2 separate regions of the Homo sapiens genome follow, and region 1 is linked to region 2. A link is a contact called in ENCODE Hi-C or POLR2A ChIA-PET data. All regions are on one chromosome and are shown on one strand. Each heading gives the region's core, a stretch centred on a gene start or an enhancer-like site at or near the end of the contact. The rest is flanking DNA. Distances are from core to core; before and after follow the strand shown. Region 1 holds the start of ZNF573 (zinc finger protein 573). Region 2 has its middle 56 kb from the start of ZNF568.

Evidence for each region. Hi-C counts contacts between places; a loop is a spot of excess contacts on that map. ChIA-PET counts read pairs that join two places held with the same protein, here RNA polymerase II (POLR2A). Pooled maps may share reads with other maps.
Region 1: a loop to region 2 is called in a map of naive thymus-derived CD4-positive, alpha-beta T cell, with 20 times the contacts of the local background. The contact joins the promoter of ZNF573 here to the enhancer-like site in region 2. A Hi-C loop is called at or near these places in 2 of 168 maps with a recorded cell type or tissue (CD4-positive, alpha-beta memory T cell and naive thymus-derived CD4-positive, alpha-beta T cell), 1 of 37 single-sample maps with no recorded cell type and 12 of 50 pooled maps. POLR2A ChIA-PET finds 5 or more read pairs at or near these places in 1 of 52 experiments (HEK293).

The regions. Positions count from the first base shown.
Region 1 is chr19:37,774,654-37,780,837 of GRCh38, reverse strand. It overlaps ZNF573 (zinc finger protein 573), which reads left to right and starts at 1,252. Exons shown (of 5, transcript NM_001172690.2): 1 at 1,252-1,294. RefSeq lists enhancers at 438-1,100, 959-1,308, 1,015-1,309, 1,101-1,764.
Region 2 is chr19:36,968,725-36,975,051 of GRCh38, reverse strand. It overlaps a transcript of ZNF568 not described here. Among named protein-coding and RNA genes, the nearest start is that of ZNF568, 56 kb to the right of the region's middle. Within about 2 kb of position 1,616, at least 32 of the 41 ENCODE cell types and tissues checked have a DNase peak (open chromatin) inside an H3K27ac peak, as active enhancers do.

The DNA.
Region 1 (6,184 bases), core at 3-2,502, 810 kb before region 2:
TCGGCCGGGCACAGTGGCTCGCGCCTGTAAATGCAGCATTTTGTGAGGCCAAGGTGGGTGGATCACCTGAGGTCAGGAGTTCGAGACCAGCCAGATCAACATGGTGAAACCCTGTCACTGCTAAAAATACAAAAATTAGCCGACGTGGTGGCGCATGCCTATAATCCCAGCTACTTGGGAGGCTGAGACACAAGAATCGCTTGAACAGGGGAGGCAGAGGTTGCAGTGAGCTGAGACTGTGCCACTGCACTCCAGCCTGGGTGACAAGAGCGAAACTCCGTTTCAAAAAATAATAATAAGTAAATAGATTTTTAAAAAATAAATAAAAAATAAAAATAAAACAAGGAAAATTCTGTCATCTGTGACAACATGGATAAACCAGGAGGACATTATGCTAAGTGAGAGAAGCCAGTAACAGAAAGATAAATACCAAATACCACATAAGTGGTATTTGTGGAATCTAAAAAAGTCTAACTCTTAAGAGGCAAAGAATGGTGTTTACCAGAGACTGAAAAATGGGGAAAAGGGAGATGTTAATTAAAACAGTACAAAATTTCAGTTAGTCAGGAGAAATAAACTTTGTTAATCGATTGCATAGAATAGCAACTACATAAATAATGTGTTGCATGTTTCAAAATTGCTAAAAGTAGATTTTAAATGTTTTCACCACAAAAAAGTGAGGTGATGGATTTAATTAGCTTGATTTAATCATTTCGCATTGTAAACATAGATCAAAACAGCATATTGTACCCTATCAGTATATAAAACATACAATTATTATTTGTCCATTTTTAAAAAGTTACTTTTCTCATACCTTATAACAAGACTGGACTTCCTCAGGGGACACAGAGCAGAGTCCCCGCCCTCGGGAGCTCATAACCGATCCCCCACGCTCGCCCTCGCGGCCACACTTTGAAAGCCCTCCCCTACCGGCTCTACACTCAAACAGCCCGAGGCTTCGGGCAGCCTCGAGTTCGGATTCCACTTCTCAGCCTTCTGGGGTCACTGAAACCCTCAGAACTCCGAGGACAAGTCGGACACGCCTTCGCCTCAGCCATCTTCGCCAGCGCAATAAGTCTCTGTGTCTTCACACTCCTGGTAGAGGGAAAACTAAAACCTCCGGGAGCCAGCGTCCGGCGGTGCCTGCAATCTAACCGGGATTTGGGGTTCCGAGCCACTTTTCCCACAAGCCACCGCGGTCATGGAGCTTTAGGCTTAAACTACATTTCCCAGAGGGCAACGGGAACACCCAATCTATGGCTTCCCTTCCGTTTTCGCGTGGTTCTTTTGCAAGGTGGGTTGAACTCATTTCAGTATATAACAGGCACAGAGTACTCGCAGGGAGGGCTCTGGGCAATCAAGTTACGTTGGAGCCCAACCTAAACCAGCCGGGGTGGTGGAGGAAGCCCTTTAACCGTGGAAGCCTCTAGTGTGGACGGCCAGTTGTTATCGGAATCTCAGGCCCGTGGGTGCATGAACAGCAGAGGAGGGTATTTGAGTGCGCACGTGAGAGAATGTTGTATATGTCAGATGGGGAATGTTTGAGAGTGTGTGACAGAGAAACTGCGTGTGAGAGGCTGGGATGTGCCTCCTTGACGGTGGGTGCGGTTGTGAGGCTGTGACAGGTGAGTGAGTGGCTGTGCTTGCGTGACGGGGATATGAGGTGCTTGTCCTTTTCATGTACGTTGATTGCGGTGGCACTGCGGTGTCACTTTGAGTCTTGGCTGTAGGTTCCCGGCTGCTGCTTCTCTCCTCCCTCCTCACAGCTGCTTGCGGCTGACACACACAAAAAATGTCTGCAAGAGGGAAGTTGGATACTGAACTCTACATCAAGTTTTCCAGCAAGAAGGCATTGACTTGCTGTGAGATTGGAAACGCCTGGGAGGTTATTTCTTTGTGAGCTCTGAGAGCGAGCTACCTGTCTCAGAACCTCGTCTTTCCCAGAGCTCTGACCCCAGGAACCTGCTGTGAACTCATACCCAGATTCCAGCCTCTCTCCTACCTCCATGTGTTAAAGTGTGTGAACAGGGAAGGCGTGGAGGGTATTGTGTAAGGAGGCATTCCGTGCTTCAAGGAAAGGCCTGATAACTCATGATTTTTTTCTCCCTCCCTGGTCCTGCTATTCCTCAAAAGGACTCTAATGAGGAGGAAAAAAATTCTTTCACATCTAAAACTCAATGTTTAGGCTAGTTGGCTTTTTTCTTTCCTAAGGTTACTGGTTTTAGAGTATGTTTTACTTCATCTGAAATGTGTCTGAATGTCCTAATACCAATCTGCTTTCTTTCCAGTAGATGTTGGGAGCCATTGAGCTGAATCTCATTAACGTTCTCATATTTGGCCGGGTGTGGTGGCTCACGCCTGTAATCGCACCATTTTAGGAGGCCAAGGCGGACGGATCACTTGAGGTCAGGAGTTCGAGACCAGCCTGGCCAACATGACGAAACCCCATCACTACTAAAAATACAAAAATTAGTCTGGCGTGATGGTGCATGCTTGTAATCCCACCATCTTGGCCAGGCTGGTCTCGAACTCCTGACCTCATGATCCACCCGCCTCGGCCTCCCAAAGTGCTGGGATTACAGGCGTGAGCCACCGCACCCAGCCTTATGTGGATTATTTTACTTCATCTTCAGACTATTTTATATGCTAAATGACATTTTCTCCCAATTTACCAATGAGACTTTAAGACACATTTTATTAAGTATCAGAGCTTAAATCTGAAAGTCATATCCTAAAAGACTAACAACAGAATTTGTATTAGTTACTTCAAGAGACCACCTCTTAAATATTACTTTTTTTTTTTTTTTTTTTTTGAGACAGAGTCTCGCTCTGTCGCCCAGGCTGGAGTGCAGTGGTGCGATCTCGGCTCACTTGCAAGCTCTGCCTCCCGGGTTCAGGCCATTCTCCTGCCTCAGCCTCTCCGAGTAGCTGGGACTACAGGCGCCCGCCACCACGCCCGGCTAATTTTTTGTATTTTTATTAGAGACTGGGTTTCACCGTGGTCTCAGTCTCCTGACCTCGTGATCTGCCCGCCTCGGCCTCCCAAAGTGCTGGGATTACAAGCATGAGCCACCACGACCGGCTTTTTTTTTTTTTTTTATGACAAAGGCTTGCTCTATGGCCAGGCTGGAGTGCAGTGGCGCAGTCTCGGTTCACTGCAACCTCTGCCTCCTGAGTTCAAGCAATTCCCCTGCCTCAGCCTCCTGAGATCCATTATATCATTATTATGTCTTTGCATCCTCATAGCTTAGCTTCCACTCATAAATGAGAACATGTAATGTTTGGTTTTCCATTCCTGAGTTACTTCACTTAGAATAATGGTCTCCAACTCCATTCAGGTTGCATCCAATGCTGTTATTTCATTCCTTTTTATGGCTGAGTAGTATTCCATAGTGTATATATATGTGTACGTACACCAAATTTTCTTTATCCACTTGTTGATGGGCATTTAGGCTGTTGCCATATTTTTGCAATTGTGCTGCTATAAACGTGTGTGCAAGTGTCTTTTTCATATAATTACTTCTGTCTGGGTGCAGTGGCTCACACCTGTAATCCCAGCATTTTGGGAGGCTGAGGCCAGCAGATCACTTAAGGCCAGGAGTTCGAGACCAGCCTGGCCAACATGGTGAGACTCCTGTCTCTATCACTGAAAAAAAAATAAAATAATTTTATATAATGACTTCTTTTCCTCTGGGTAGATACCCATTAGTGGGATTGCTGGATCAAATGGTAGTTCTACTTTTAGTTTTTTAAGGAATCTTCATACTGTTTGTCATAGTGGTTGTACTAGTTTTTGTTCCCACCAGTAGTGTAGAAGTGTTCTCTCTTCACCACAACCATGGCAACATCTATTATCTTTTGATTTTTTAAAATTATGGTCATTCTTAGGGAGCAAATTGGTATCACATTGTGATTTTTATTGGCATTTTCCTGATCATTAGTGATGTTGAGCATTTTTTCATATGTTTGTTGACCATTTGTATATCTTCTTTTGAGAATTGTCTATTCATATCCTTAGCCTACTTTTTGATGGGATTATTTGTTTTTTTCTTGCTGATTTGTTTGAGTTCCTTGTAGATTCTGGATGTCAGTCCTCTGTTGGATGTACAGTTTGTGAATACTTTTTCCTATCCTGTGGGTTGTCTGTTTACTCTGCTGATTATTTCTTTTGCTGTGCAGAAGCTTTTTAGTTTAATTAAGTCCCATCTATTTATCTTTACTTGTGTTGCATTTGCTTTTGGGTTCTTGGTCATGAACTCTTTGCCTAAGCCAATGTGTAGAAGAGTTTTTCCAATGTTATCTTCTAGAATTTTTATGGTTTCAGGTCTTAGATTTAAGTCTTTGATCCATCTTGAGTTGATTTTTCTCTAAGGTGAGAGATGAAGCTCCAGTTTCATTCTTCTACACGTGGCTTGCCAATTATCCCAGTACCATTTTTTGAATAGTGTGTCTTTTCCCCACTTTATGTTTTTGTTTACTTTGTCGAAGATCAGTTGGCTGTAAGTATTTGGCTTTATTCTGGGTTCTCTATTCTCTTCCATTGGTCTACATGCCTGTTTTTATACCAGTCCCATGCTGTTTTGGTAACGATTGTCTTGTAGTATAGTTTGAAGTCAGGGAATGTTATGTCTCCAGATTTGTTCTTTTTGCTTAGTCTTGCTTTGACCATGCGGGCTCTTTTTTTGTTCCATATGCATTTTAGGATTGTTTTTTCTAATTCTGTGAAGAATGGTGATGGTATTTTGATGGAAATTGCATTGAATTTATAGATCGCTTTTGGCAGTATGGTCATTTTCGCCATACTGATTCTACCTATCCATGAGCGGGGGATGTGCTTCCATCTGTTTGTGTCATCTATGATTTCCTTCAGCAGTGTTTTGTAGTTTTCCTTGTAGAGATCTTTCACCTCCTTGATTAGGTATATTCCTAAGTTTGTTTGTTTTTGTTTTGTTTTGTTTTGTTTTTGTTTTCTTTTGTGGTTTTTTTTTTTTTTTTGCAGCTGTTGTAAAAGAGGTTGAGTTCTTGATTTGATTCTCAGCTTAGCCGATGTTGGTATATAGCAATGCTACTGATTTGTGTACATTAATTTTGTATCTTGAAACTTTACTGAATTTATTTGTCAGATCTAGGGGCTTTTTGGGTAAGTCTTTAGGGTTTTCTAGGTATATGATTATATCATCGGCGAACAGCAAGTTTGACTTCCTCTTAATCAATTTGGATGCCTTTTTTTCTTTCTCTTGTCTGGTTGCTGTGGCTAGGACTAGTCACTACTTTAAAATGCCAATAATTCAGCAAGGGCCATAAGTTGTAAATAGGAACGGGTAAGTCAGTGTATAGTGAAGACCACTAGAGAGATTCAGGTGATGTGCCTTGGGAATTCATGTGGACGTGGCATTGATTAGATTCTGGTCATCATTGTAACTAAGCTCATGGAATCTATATGGAAGTTAGTGAATATATTCTGTAAGCTTTTACTGTCTAATTTTTTCTTCAAGTGATGTTAGATAAAAAGTGAAACTAGGCCAGGCGTGGTAGCTCATGCCTGTAATCCCAACACTTTGGGAGGCCTAGGAGGGAGGATCTCTTGAGCCCAGGAGTTTGAGACCAGCCTAGGTAACATAGTAAGACCCTGTCTCTAAAAAAATTTTTTTAAATTAGCCAGGCATGGTGGTGCACACCTTTAGTCCCAGCCACTCAGGAGGCTGAGGCAGTAGGATTACTTGAACCCAGAAGCCTGAGTTTGCAGTGAGCTATGATCACACCACTGTACTCCAGCCTGGGTGACAGAGCAAGACCCCCTGCCCCTTAAAAAAAAAAAAAAAAAAGAGAGAGAGTTTAGCAGTAGACTGGATGACACTGTGGCTAAGTGGCAAAATAAACCCACCTTTTAATATACAAATTTGTGTGTGAGTGTATGTGTGTGTGTACACATGTATTTTTTAAGTTAATGTATGAACAGTGTTAAAATGATTATGAAATATATTCAAAAAAGAAAATCAAGATAGCAACTAAAAGAAAAGTAATGGTAACATATGATCATGTTGTAATGTAACAGAATAAATAAACTACCAGACTTTCTCAATGTATTGATGTCCTATAGCCTGTGCCTCAATGCTTGTCTGTCTTTTTAACGATCCAATGATATTGTACATTCTGTTTTCTCATCTTAATTTTCCGTTGACAG
Region 2 (6,327 bases), core at 367-2,866:
AGTTCGAGATCAGCCTGGGCAAGATGGCAAAACCCCGTCTCTACTAAAAATACAAAAATTAGCTGGGCGTGGTGGTGTGTGCCTGTAATCTCGGCTACTCAGGAGGCTGAGGCAGAAGAATCACTAGAACCGAGGAGGCGGAGGTTGCAGTGAGCTGAGATCACACCACTGCACTCCAGCCTGGGCAACAGAACGAGACTCTGTCTCAAAAAAAAAAAAAAAAAATTGGTAAGCAAAAAGGCTATTGCATATGATCATGGAGGGGACAATGCAGAAATCAGTGAGACTGAAAAAGCTAATTCTGTTGTTCAATTTCCCTGCCAAATCACTGAGGCATGTTCTCTGTCAACACTGTTGTGAGCATGAATAAAATCCAGGGAAGTGGAAATTCTAGATCAGATGAGACAATGTTTGCAAAATAGACAGCCCTAGGCTGCTTTAGGAAAATGCTACATAAATGCAGTTTCCTCCCCTCTTCCCCTTTGTCCAAATCATGAATGTAAATATTTTAGATAAATTTCTGAAATAGGACACTGTCCTGAAAACCAGTAAGTCCTTTCCAAGAAAATGTCAAATGCAACTTACCTCCGCCATCACTTCAGACGCACAGCAGTTCTCTCCTCTTCTGGGTTCTTAAAGAAAGATGTGGAAAAACGTTAAGAAGCCATCCTGAATCCCTCCCTGAACCCCTTGGGAGGCCAAACTCCTGCCCCACCCCAGGCACTGAAAGGGAGACCAAAGAAGCTGCAACGCCACCGCTCTCTGTCATCCTCACAAAGAAATGCAGGTGACCTTAGGAGCCCAGAGAGAAGTCCTGGGAGAGCCCCCCAGACCGTAGCCCTCTTCCTCCATAACAGCCTAACTTGGGAAACTTTCAGGCCTAGCGTCTTACACTGAGCCCAAAAGTCTGTGGCGCCAAGACACAGCTTAAATGGACCCACCTGTCAGGGTCTCAAACTGCTGTCCTTTAGGCTGGGGGCACCTTTATGGGTCTAGATCCCTGGTGGCTACTGGGTGAAAGAACAGAGAAGTGGATATAGCAGGGACTTCCCAGCCCCAAACTCTAGAACCATTTCCACCCTCAACACACACCAGAGATAGACCCGATGGAGGGAAGGCCATTCACAGAGATTCACTACCTACTGACTAGTCTCAGTTGGGGTTTGCGTAGACGGCCAGGACCCATCCACAGGGCAGACCCCGCCCAGCGTATCCCCAGAATGTACAGCGAGGGTGTCCCGCCCCCTCCCAGGCCTCCCAAAGATGGGGTCGATGACCCGGCACACGCTCACACTTACATGCACAGCCACACAGAATACCGTGCAGACAGGACTCCCACCACAGCCCCGCAGGCACAGCGGGCACAGATCGCCAAGCACCTGTCGCTGGGCCCACAATCCAGGTCCGGGGAGAACTGCCCGGACTTTTAGTCCAGACAAGAGGACGCAGGGCCGCGATACCCTAGACCTCCTAACATTCCCAGACCGCTCCAGCGCCAGCCTCACACCACACCCACTCCCTGCCTGCGCGCGGCCCGACACTGCCCTCTGCCGAGCTGGGGGCCAGTGGCCCTGACACCCTTCTCCCATCCCGACTGCACCGCCCCGACACTCTCTTCCTTCCCCATCGCACAGCCCTGACCTCCCCTAGCGGTGAAGCGTGGGCATGCAGCCCGCACATCTCCGAGAGCCACCTGTCTTTTAAACTCCAGACGACCCCAGCTCCTCGCCGGGACGCCTCACCGCCCCCTTCGGCGTCCTAGCACTCAGGTCTGAACGAGTCCATCCCAACCCAGCGAGCTCCGCAGCCCGGGACGTTCCAGCCCTTTGCTTTCCAACACCCGCCAAGGAAAGGTGACTAGCCTTCTTCGGCCGGAAAAGGTTGGCCGCGGGGCCCCCTGGGAAATGTAGTCCAGAGGTGGGTGCGCCACCCGGGGCCTGGACCGCACCACGGTCACTGGCGCTCACAGTCATGTCCAGTTCCCCGCCTCCAGTGAAGCCGAGGCCAGACTGCCCAGCTGCACCCGAGCACCCTCCCAGGAACTGGGCAAACACACAGGCCCAGGCAGCAATAGTTGGCCGCTGACGGCTAGAAAAAGGCTGTGGGGCCGTGGAGGCTTCAGAAAAATGTAGCCGCAAACCCGGGAAGGGGCGGCCGGGCCCGCCGCCAGGGCTTCCAGAGTCCGCGAAGTTAACCCGGCTGCAGCCGCCCTCGCCCCAAACGGAGGGTCAGGGAGTGGGGTTTGTGTGTGTGCCCAAAGGCCTCTCACAAGTGCTGTAAAAAGCCAGGGAGCGGACCACCCAGGGTACCCTCCACAGGGAGCCGCGCTCTGGGGTGGATCAGGAGAGGGCGACTCCCGGCCACGCCACGAATTAGGAGTCGGCCCGGACCTGGGGCTTCACTGACCTGGGCCACAATCCCGATAAAGCCGGGTGGCTAAGTTTGGGCTGGGAATTCATGCCCCAGTCCAGGTCTTCTGGCATCTCAACATTTAAGTCACTAATTTCTGCTCGGGCCGGGCCACAGGCTGGCCTGGAGGGTGTCTGGGAAACGACCTGTCCTAGAGGTTTGGGGATGTGGCCTAGGAGAGACTGAAGGGGCGCAGTCACAGGCTCAGGATGCCGAAGGGACTGGAGAAGGATGAGGGATAGTTGGGTCTGCAGCGGAAATAACGGAAAACCAATATAGTGGGCTGCAACGTCATTATTTGAGGATTAAGTTGCAGAAGGATATTTAATGACAGAAGTATGTTCGAGAAATACTTTAGGACCTGGAAAAGTGCCACTAAAATAAACCAATTTTAGTAGCACTTTTGTGTTACTAAAAGTGCTACTAAAATAAAAGCACTTTTGTGTTACTAAAAGTGCTACTAAAATAAACCAATTTTTTAAAATAAATACTGTATTTAAAAATGTTATAGGCTGGGCACGGTGGCTCACACCTGTAATCCCAGCACTTTGGGAGGCCAAGGCGGGCGGATCACGAGGTCAAGAGATCAAGACCATCCTGGCCAACATGGTGAAACCCTGTCTCTACTAAAAATACAAAATTTACCTGGGTGTGGTGGCGCGCACCTGTAGTCCCAGCTACTCAGGAGGCTAAGAGAATACCTTGAATCTGGGAGGCGGAGGTTGCAGTGAGCCGAGACTGTACCACTGCACTCCAGCCTGGTGACAGTGAGACTTCATCTCAAAAAAAAAAAAAAGTTATAAATAGGTCAGGCGCAGTGGCTCGCGCCTGTAATCCTAGCACTTTGGGAGGCCGAGGCAGGCAGATCACAAGGTCAGGAGATCGAGACCATCCTGGCCAACATGGTGAAACCTCGTCTCTCCTAAAAATACAAAAATTAGCCTGGCGTGGTGGTGTGCACCTGTAGTCCCAGCTACTAAGGAGGTGCATTCCAGCCTGGCGATAGAGCGAGACTGCGTCTCAAAAAGAAAAAAAACAAAGTTATAAATAGCAGAAACATAGGCACTTGGGCAATAATATCTTTAAAGTTAATTGTTAACAGCAGTTAACTTCTAGGATGTGTAATTGTGACTTTTTTTCTTTTCAGTTAAAAAGTAGTCCCTTATATTTTTGGCCATTATCGTTTCTTTCTTGTGAAACATTACTTATAACATTTCATTAAAAAAAATTCTTAAGTATTTCTAGTTTACAAACTAGAAAACAAACTACTGGACCAAAATTTAAAAATCCACAGTTTAGTACTAAAAGATAAATGAAACACAAGACTGATATACAAGAGCAAAATAAAGCAAAAACATTAGAAATGCGAAAAAAAAAACATAAAGAGTTTAAGAGTTTTTTTTTTTCTTGAGACGGAGTTTTGCTCTTGTTGCCCAGGCTGGTGTGCAGTGATGCCGTCTCAGCTCACTGCAACCTCTGCCTCCCGGGTTCAAGTGATTCTCCTGCCTCAGCCTCCCAAGTAACTGGGATTACAGGTGCCCGCCTGTATTCTTTGTATTTTTAGTAGAGACGAGGTTTCATCACGTTGGCCAGGCTGGTTTCAAACTCTTGACCTCAGGTGATCCGCCCACCTCAGCCTCCCAAAGTGCTGGGATTACAGGAGTGAGCCACCGTGCCCAGGCCTGGGTTTAAAAGAATTTTGAGGCTGTTATGTACAACTCTATAACCATGGTAGAGGAAACTGTAGATTTTCTAATGAAATTTAAATCACTGATTTCTACTAAGAAGTAGAAAATCTGAACAGAATAATAACCATAATGAAATGCTTTATTTTATTTAAGATATTTTAAAGTATGTACAATTAAAAAGGTACCATACCCAGATGGTTATAGCTGAATTTTAGCTAATTTTTGAACTAATAATGATTATTCAATGTATTTATATCCAACTTATATATGCTCTCCAATGAATTTTTGTCTAAGTGGCATAAAATTTATTAAAGACATGGCCGGGCATGGTGGCTCATACCTGTAATCTCAGCAGTTTGGGAGGCTGAGGCAGGAGCATCACTTTGAGGCTAGGAGTTTGAGACCAGCCTCGGCAACATGGCAAAACCCCCTTTCTACAAAGATTAGCCGGATGTGGTGGCGCACACCTGTACTTCCAGCTACTGGGGAGGCTGAGGCTGGAGGATCACTTGTACCCGGAGGCAGAGGTTGCAGTGAGCCAAGATTGGGGCACTGCACTCCAGCCTGGGCGACAGAGCGAGACTGTCTCCAAAAGAAAGAAAAGAAAAGAAAAGAAATTCAATAAAGACAGGCCAAAAGAAAAGTATTAATTTCATTTGTGGTTATAGATGCAAAAGTTCCAAATAAAAGGCTGATTTCAATAATGTATAAAATTTATATAGTTATGTCAAAGGATTGGGAAAAAAGAAATTCATAAATTATGCCAATAAGACAAAGTGGTAGAATAATGCCCCAAGACGTTCAAATCCTAACCCCCAGAACCTGTGAATATATCTTACATGGCAAAAGAGGCTCTGCAGCAGATATGCTTCAACTAATAATCTTGAGATGGAGGCCAGGCATCGTGGCTCATGCTTGTAATCCAGCACTTTGGGAGGCCGAGGTGGGCGGATCACTTGAGGTAAGGAGTTTGAGATCAGCCTGGACAACGTGGTGAAACCCAGTCTCTACTAAAAATACAAAAATTAGCCAGGCATGATGGTGCATGCCTGTAGTCCTAGGTACTCGGGAGGCAGAGGTTGCAGTGAGCCAAGATCTCGCCACTGCACTCCAGCCTGGGCGGCAGAGTGAGACTTGATCTCAAAAAAAAAAAAAAAAAAAAAAAAAAAAAAATCTTGAGATGGGAAGATTATGCTGGATTACTGAGTAGGCCCAACAAGGGTCCTTAAAAGAGGAAGGCAGGAGGGTCAGAGTCAGAGAGGAAATCATGACAACGAAAGCGGGGATGTGCTTTGAAGACGGAGGAAAGTGCCATAAGCAAAAGAACGCAGGCAGCTTCTAGAAGCTGGAAAAGACAAGGAAATAGATTCTCCCCTAGAACCTAGAGAAAGAACACGGTTTTATGACACCTGGATTTTAGCCCACAGGACTCATTTCACACTTCTGACCTCAGTATCTAGATGAAGAAATCTTCCCTCAGCAGGAAGAGGTTGGGATGACCTGTCATTCATCAAAAAACTATATCCTTGATAAGCCTGTCCTTCCTTGCTTGAGATATTTTCTTTCGCTCTCTTTCAATTAGGATATAGAACTTTTGCATTCCTTCTCCTGAAACTTCCTCTCTTATGGTAACGAATCAGAGAACTGGTTCTTTAGTTCTGTTCCAGTGGGGTCTTTGGGTATGTCCCCAATAAGCTCAGTGCCTTCCCACTTCCTAGGCACATTTACTTCAGTTGTTTATTTTGGCAAGTTTCAAATCTCCAGAAGCATTGAAAGAATACTACAAAGAACTTGTATTGGGGCTGGGTGTGGTGGCTCACACCTGTAATCCCAGCACTTTGGGAGGCTGAGGTGGCTGGATCAGGAGGTCAGGAGATTGAGACCATCTTGGCTAATACCGTGAAAGCCCGTTTCTACTAAAAATACAAAAAATTAGACAGGCATGGTGGCACGTGCCTGTAATCCCACCTACTCAGGAGGCTGAGGCAGGAGAATCGCTTGAACCTAGGAGGCGGAGGTTGCAGTGAGCTGAGATTGTGCCACTGCACTCTTGCCTGGGGGACAGAGCAAGACTCTGAAAAGAAAAAAAAAAAGAACTCATTCATGCTTGTCCCTTAGATTCACAAATTGTCAACAATTTAACAATTTGCCACTTTTGATTCTCTCTCTACCATTTGAAAATAAATTCAAGAATCATTATACTTCAGTACTAAACATGTTTTTTTTTTTT